2 separate regions of the Homo sapiens genome follow, and region 2 is linked to region 1. Evidence: read pairs that join two places in POLR2A ChIA-PET (ENCODE). Cell type or tissue: B cell. All regions are shown on one strand.

What was found. Peaks named below come from ENCODE experiments on the same cell type or tissue, not always from the same donor. Only the 100,000 strongest peaks of a DNase experiment are listed, where the experiment ranks them.
Region 2: POLR2A ChIA-PET joins it to region 1 with 6 read pairs; 2 of 35 experiments call an interaction of 5 or more read pairs at or near these places.

What each region holds. Positions count from the first base shown.
Region 1 is chr5:78,790,374-78,794,373 of GRCh38, forward strand. All of the region lies in intron 6 of ARSB (arylsulfatase B), which reads right to left. Among named protein-coding and RNA genes, the nearest start is that of LHFPL2, 140 kb to the left of the region's middle. In B cell, no CTCF peak of the experiment used is centred here; a DNase peak (open chromatin) is centred at 2,278; H3K4me3 peaks cover 694 bases; H3K27ac peaks cover 355 bases.
Region 2 is chr5:78,974,866-78,978,865 of GRCh38, forward strand. The region is part of intron 1 of ARSB (arylsulfatase B); the gene reads right to left. Among named protein-coding and RNA genes, the nearest start is that of ARSB, 8.4 kb to the right of the region's middle. RefSeq lists enhancers at 1-287, 288-806. In B cell, no CTCF peak of the experiment used is centred here; no DNase peak of the experiment used is centred here.

The DNA of each region.
Region 1 (4,000 bases):
AATGTCTAGTACTAAGTACAGCATATAGAAAGTGCGCAGTTATTACCACCCGTGCAATCTCAGGCAACTTTTTAAACTTCCCATGCCTCAGATTACTATCTATAAAATTAACATAACAGTAGCAAGTGAGATAAGACATATATAGTGCTTAGTAGAATATCTGTTATATTGTTAAGACAATTGCCAACATTAAAGATAATAATATCTAATACTTAAATACTACATGCTTATAAACATAAAACACTGCTTTAAGTGTTCTATGTATAACTCATTTAATCCTTGCTCTATGAAACAGATATTAACATCTGTCAATAACTATCACTGAATGGTAGCTATTATCATCAGTATAATATAGTTTCATTTTCTTTTACAACCTCTTCTACCCAAGACCTTACAAAGAGGAGGAAAGGAGGCAAAAATCACTATTATATCAGAAAAACAAAATAAAACCAAACAAAAAAACAACCAAAGTCACTTCTCTGGTGTGGATTTAGAAAGGGTCTATATTTGTTCCCCCATTTATGTTCCAGAATTTAAAGAGGGTTGGGGTAAAAAGGATTTATGTGTAGAAGCTGTAATTTACCACTTTTAGTCTGTAGCCCCTTTTCTGTCCGGTTTGTTTGGCCTGCCATTCATTTCTACTGAGTTCTATTTGTTTTTTATCATTTCACAATTTATGAAGATCAGCAAAATTTCATTCTTCGCCAATAACCCATCTGACTTTCCCTGCCAGTGTGATGCCACCTTCACTTAATGATGTATGCATATTTACTTACAGTAAAACTTACTCACTTGGGCTAAGTGAGAAAAACACCCCAGCTGTCCCAGAAATTTGGTTCTTGAGGAGTTTTCTAAACTGGAAATTCTGTCGAGTATGTTTTTAATGTACAGGCAAGATTTAGGTTTAATTAGCAACTATCTTCAACTTTTGTACTTAAAAGTTCCTAAAAGTAGCTTGTTTATTTATTATGTAAATCAAATGTGTCTCTTAAAGCTTATTTACGCTAAAGTTCAGTTTATACTAAACATCTGATTGGCTGACCACTTCTTTATGGCTCACTCTAACAAAAGTTCAAAGGATCTCAAACTGAAAGTGAGGTTCAAGTCATTAAGGTCCTTCATGTGCCAGCTAGTCAGAGACCCAGAGCCCGTGAGTCCCCCTCCCAGATCAGCGCACCCAGGCCGCATCTGAGCGACTGCGCTGGTGCACATGTGGCTCAAATCTCCAGTCTGCTCATGGTTTTGAATGTCCCAACAACTGCAGGCTTTGGCCAAGGCCACCCTCTCATCTCGCTGTGTGGTAAGGGCTTACATATCCAGACGTGCATGTATGCACTGTTGTCTAGATTTTTGTTTTTAAAAATAATCGTGGACCTAAAAATAGTTTCTTCCTAAAATTAATTCCCTAAAATACACTGACTAGAAGCCCCACACTCTGAACTGATGCTTTAGTGAACCTCTTTGCTTAATTTTTGAAGATGAAAAAAGCCCCTAACAGCTGGGAAGTGGGGCTGTGCACAGCTGTTTTGGATGGCGCAGTGGTATGCCGTATGCCAGGCGTGTCCAATCTTCTGGCTTCCTTGAGCCACACTGGAAGAAGAAGAATTGTCTTGGGCCACACATAAAATACACTAACACTAATGACAGCTGATGAGCTAAAAAAAAAAAGAAATTGCAAGAAAACTCATAATGTTTTAAGAAAGCTTATGAATTTTCAGAAAGTTTACAGGCATGGTGGCTCACGCCTGTAATCCCAGCACTTTGGGAGGCTGAGGCGGGCAGATCACTTGAGGCCAGGAGTTCGAGACCAGCCGGGCCACTGTGGTAAAACCCCATCTCTACTAAAAATACAAAAATTAGCCAGGTGTGACGGTGCATGCCTGTAATCCCAGCTACTCAGGAGGCTGAGGCATGAGAAGCACTTGAACCCAGGAGGTGGAGGTTGCAGCGAGCCGAGATCGCATCACTGTACTCCAGCCTGGACGACAGAGTGAGAATCTGTCGCAAAAAAAAAAAAAAAAAGTTACGCATTCAAGGCCATCCTGGGCCACGTGCAGCCCGTGGGCCATGGGTTTGAATAAGCTTGCCCTATGCCATCACTCTAGTTCTGAAAAGTAACTCAGAGAAATCAATCACTGGCATTTCAATAGCCTTTAGAACAAGCTCTTTTTCTTATCTTATAAAGTCATTTAACCACTCTGAGTTCCTGTTTCCTTGTATGCAAAAATGAGAACCAAAATACTACCTAAATAGAATGAGTGTGAAGAGGAAATAAGATTCTACACGTAGTGAGCATTCTGTGCACCATAAGTGCACGGATTCTGGGTACAGGTCTCTTGAATTTCCACGGTGGTCGCCATAAGCCCAGGCAAATAGGTAAAACCAACTGACCAACTGAAAGAAATCATTTCAATATATGTTGAACCTATGGCCTCTGACTGACAGCTGTCAAGTCAAGGTGTGACCAACTGCTCAACCCTCTTATGACTGTGAGATCTGAACCAGCTGCAAAGGGAACGAGGTATTGTTAGAAAATTATGTGGGGAATATGTGGTAACATTTTCCCCACATAACCTGTAGTGGTATGCCACACTACAGGTCTGGCCAGAATTGTAAAAACAGAGTGCAATAGAACAGAGATTCCCAATTCTGGTTCTGCCTTGGGGTCACTGGAGCCTACAGTCCCTTTCATACCTGTCTTTGGTTCCCTTAGTCTAGCCCAGCTGAGCCCTGGCCTAACATAGGCTGCCTGAAATTACCATCTTCAGCAGCATCTGTTGCACTTATGATGGTCTTTGCACAGCTATTGCCCTAGGACAGTCCCACACAGGACTTCCTGCCTCACCAGGTAGCCCATGTCATGGATGGTCAGCTGGAGCAATTTGAAAGATCTCAAATGTGCCTCCTATAGTATCCATCCTATTATTTTCATGCTGCCTGCAGTGGGCACCTAGGAGACATTCAACTCCCACTCCTTAGAAGACAACGCTCTTTTTCCCACCTCCACACTTACCTTACACATAGTGGGGACAGGGAGGAGCAGGAAGTTTCTACTCTAATTGGCATTTTTATTTAAAATAGATTTTATAGCTAAATCAAATGTTTATGAGCATGGATGTACGCAGTTGGTCAGTGAATTTCAGAATGGAAGAAACAAAAAGATGTCTTCCCAACTGCTCGGGAATCAGAGTCTGGAAAGCAAGAGTAAGGAGACAGCAGAGAGCTGAGAAGTGTCTTGATCCTGTGGCCATGGTCCCCCCAAACTAAATTGATTTACTTCGTCAACAAATACTTCTTGAACTAGTCCTAGTTGCTGGGCACACAGCCAGGTGGAGGAAGGCAAGGAGACAAGCAGTGATGATCAATTTTGATGGGTGTTGTGGCTAGGGATGGGGGCTCTAGGAAGGCAAGGTGGGGACCTTGATTAGTCTAGGGAAAGGAGAAGATCTCCCTGAAGAAGTGATGTCTCAGATGAAACTGGAAGGCTGAATTGGCATTAGAAAGATTTCAATTTTTATTATTTTTTTTTTGAGGCGATGAGGCAAGTATGCGTGTGCTGGGGGCAGCATGGGAGGAAAGTGGAAAAGGAGAATAGTGATCTGGGCAGAGGCACAAAGCAACGTAGTACATTCTGTAGAGCCCGTACATTTAGGCCCCAGAAATTCTCAAGTTATATGGTTTCTGCTGCAACCTTAACTTGAGCATAAACATTTCTTTAGGCATTTCCAAATATCTAACCACACTGCTGGAATCAATCTCATCCTGTAGGAGTCTGCTTCTCAGGCTTACTATAAGCTGGGTATAGGTGCTGTAGTGGATTCTAAATTTGCTTGCTATTGATTTTATGAACTGATTTCTCATTCCTGGGCTTGCGGCTCTGTTAAAAAACAAAACAAAACCCACCAGGGTTCTTGGCTCAAAAGGGCAATTCTAATTCATATATCATTTTGGAAAAAAAAACACACAGAATGAATTCAATAGTCTTCAAGTGCACAAACAT
Region 2 (4,000 bases), 180 kb after region 1:
GCTCTGCTGTGCTTTAGTGAGGCCATCTTGCTTGTCCCTATGGAGCTAATGCATCCTTTGTTTCTCCCCCTAAAGGAGCACAGAAATAAAGACACTGTTTTCTCTTAGGAGGCACCCATGGTCTCAAGGCTACATGGTCCTCTGACAGCTCCCTCCTCCTGTGCCTTTGCCAGGGGATCCTAGGAGCGCCCACCTTGAGACATGCACTTTCCCCAATCCCTGCACCCTGTAAACATTTCTTCCAGCTCTGCACTCTCCTGTGCCCCACTTCTGAACCTCAAAGTCCAGGGAGAGGCGACCACTGGCAGGAGTCCACTGAGAGGCCAGCAGGCGAGGAGCAGGCAGGACAGTGAGGGCGAGGAGGACAAGAAGCAGGAAAGGGAGGGCATGCTCAGGCAGAGCGCCTGCACCACCATGCCCTCTTCTGCCTGCAGCATGCATCTTTCCTGCTCACCTTCTTGAAGCAAACTTGAAGCAAAAGTCAAAAATTACCCACGATGCTCCAGCACAGCCTCCTTCCTATATTTCCTGTCCAAGGTTCCGCCTCAGGGGTGAGTGAAAAGCCGTGAAAATGTCTTGTCCATTTATCAGTGTGATTAAGAAAAATGTGGTTTGGATCCCTTAAGAATGAAACCTTGGAGTCATCTTTCATTGCTTCTATTCTGTGCCAAGGTTTATGGAGTTCTGGTGGAGTGGCCCCCTTGGTACCCAAGGTAAGGACATTCCCAGTTGAGGACCAGAGTTACTTTTCTTAACTATTTTCCCAGAAGAGTGTTTTCCTTTAAGGCCTATCACTTTCTTACTCTTTAATCTTTTCAATTTCTTAAAAAAGAAGTAAAGGCATTAGAAATGACATGGCAATTTCAAGCAGTTTAATTAAGATGGTGAGCTCTTTCACGAACTGTGTAAAAGTGCTTCTCACATTTGATCATTTAATTGTCCAACACTGAGTGCTTCTTTAGCCCAGAGACAGACAAGGCAATCTAATGGAGAAGTCAGACCTCAGAACCACTTATCACAATTAAAATATGTATTAGGAATAACAAAGGTATAATGAATATTTTGTATAGAATAAAGTCAATTTGTAAGAATATGGAAAATTAGTAATATTAAGTTTTCTATTTGAACTAAATGCAGTACACAAATTCTATTAGAAAAGCTGGAGAATTTTTAAATTAATATTTTTAATCTTGAGGTTTTAAACAAGGGAAAAATAAATATAAAATCGATTTTCTCATATGCATAACATGCCTCCAAGCGATATCAAGAAACCAATAAACAGGAGCTGCCTATGGGAAGGAGGGTGGGGAGACAGGCTGAAAAGATCCTCATCTACATGTTTATATTTTTTACATCTTTTATATTTGAAGGTTTTGAATGTATTTCCTGGAGATGATTTTAAAAACAGGCTACTTTTTTTTTTTTTTTTTTTTTTTTTTGAGACAGAGTCTCACTCTGTCACCTGGACTGGAGTGCAGTGGCACCATCCTGGCTCACTGCAAACTCTGCCTCCCCAGGCTCAAGCGATTTCCCGCCATCTACCCCCCTGCCCCCGGGTCTCAACCTCAGTCTCCTGTGTAGCTGGGACTACAGGCGCTTACCACCACACTTGGTTAATTTTTTAACTTTTTATAGAGATGGAATTTCACCGAGGCTGCTCTCGAACTCCTGGACTCCAGTGATCCACCCACCTAGGCCTCCCAAATTGCTGGGATTACAGGCATGAGCCACTGCGCCCAGCCAAGCTTATTTCTTTTAAAGAAAAAGAGAGAATATGTACAATTAATTCTAATTGGAATTACATGCATCCAAAGAATGCCACATGGCACTTGACTGTATTTCCTTAAAATATGCCCATTTAGAACACTGTTAGATTCGAAATGTTCTTTAGTGTATAATAGCCTCAATGTCACCTTACTATAAAAACTGACACAAAAAAAGTTCAAGTTTTAACACTTTTTAATGGGTGGGCAGCATTAAACCCAGGGAGACCCAGCCTCCCTCCTCTAGCTCTTGGCCTGCCTCTGGCACCCTCATTCACTCAGCTACCATCTCATTCTTACAACAAGCTCGTTCCAGCCTCAAGAGCTTTGCTTCTGTTGCTCCTTCCTCCACGTTAAACTTTGCTAGGATATGTGCATGGCTGACTCCCTTCATTCAGGCCTCTGCTCATACTACCTCCTTGAAGACACCTTCCTGAGTCAAGATCACTTGACCTACTTTATTTTCTTCTCCACATGTATTGTCATGCTATTTAAATTCACCTTACTTGTTTGTATTTCTTTCTTTCCCCACTTCCCCCCCGCGAGATGGAGTCTTGCTCTGTTGCTCAGGCTGGAGTGCAGTGGCGCAATCTCGGCTCACTGCAATCTCCGTCTCCCGGGTTCAAGCAATTCTCCCGCCTCAGCCTCATGAGTAGCTGGGATTACAGGTGCGCACCATCATACCTGGCTAATTTTTGTATTTTTAGTAGAGACAGGGTTTCACCATGTTGGCCAGGCTGGTCTCAAACTCCTGACCTCAGGTGATCCGCCTGCCTCGGCCTCCCAAAGTGCTGGGATTACAGACGTGAGCCACCACGCCTGGCCTGTTTGTATTTATTTCACTTCCCTCTTGGTTACTCCTTCTCCTTACCTCACCCCCTTCAGATTATAAGCACCAAGAGATTCCCAGAGTACAGTGGCGTAACTTGCTGCTCAGTAAACATTTGTTGAATGAAAGAATGAATGAATATATCACACTTAATGGTGATCGACTGAAAGCTTCCCCTCTAAGATTGGAAACAAGACAAGTATGTCCACTCATGCCACTTCTACTCAATATTGCACTGGAGGTCCTATCCAGGGTAATTAGGCAAGACAATGAAATAAAAGGTATCTAGATTAGAAAGGAGGAAGTAAAACTTCTTCTACTTGCAGATGACATGATCTTGCACTAAAAAACTCTAAAGATTATACACACACACACAATTAGGGCTAACAAGTTCATTAAGGTTGCAAAATGATCAATGTACATATATCAGTTGCATTTCTATGTAACAGCAATGAACTACTGAAAATAAAATTAAGAAAGGAAGTCCATTTACAATACCACTGAAAATAGTAAAACAGGAATAAATTTAACCAAAGCACAATGCTTACACACTAAAAATTATAAAATATTGTTGAAAGAAATTAAAGAAGACCTAAATAGGCTGGGTGTGGTGGCTCACGTCTATAATCCCAACACTTTGGGAGGCCAAGGCAGGTGGATCATTTGAGGTCAGGAGTTCAAGACCAGCCTGGCCAACATGGTGAAACCCCATCTCTATTAAAAATACAAAAACTAGGTAGGCGTGGTGGTGGGTGCCTATAGTCCCAGCTACTCAGGAGGCTGAGGCAGGAGAATTGTTTGAACCCATGAGGCAGAGGTTATAGTGAGCCAACACTGTGCTCCAGCCTGGGCAACAGAGCAGAGTGAGACTCTGTCTTAAAAAAAAAAAAAAAAACCCTCTAAATAAACAGAAAGACATCTCATATTCTTAAATTGGAAGAGTTATATTGTTGAGGTAGTAATACTCTCCAAATAGTTTTACAGATCACTGAAATCCCTGTCTACCAAAATTCCACTTCCCTTTTTTTTAATAGAAATGTACAAGTTGATCCTAAAATTTATGTGGAAATGCAAGGGGCCGAGAATAGCCAAACTATCTCGAAAAAGAATAACAAAATTGGAAGACTTGCATTTTCTAATTCTGAAACCTTTGTAATACAAAGCTACAGCAATCAAGACAGTGAGGCACTGGCATAAGGATAGGCATGTAGATCAATGGAATAGAATTGTAAGTCATACGTCTATGGTCAATTGAGTCTTGACAAGGGTGCAAAGGGTGCAATGAGGAAAGAACACTCTTTTCAACAAATAGCACTGAAATATTTGGACACCTACATGCATCCACATACCTCAAATTGTACATAAAAATGAACTCCAAATGGATCAAAGACCTAAATGTAAAAACTGA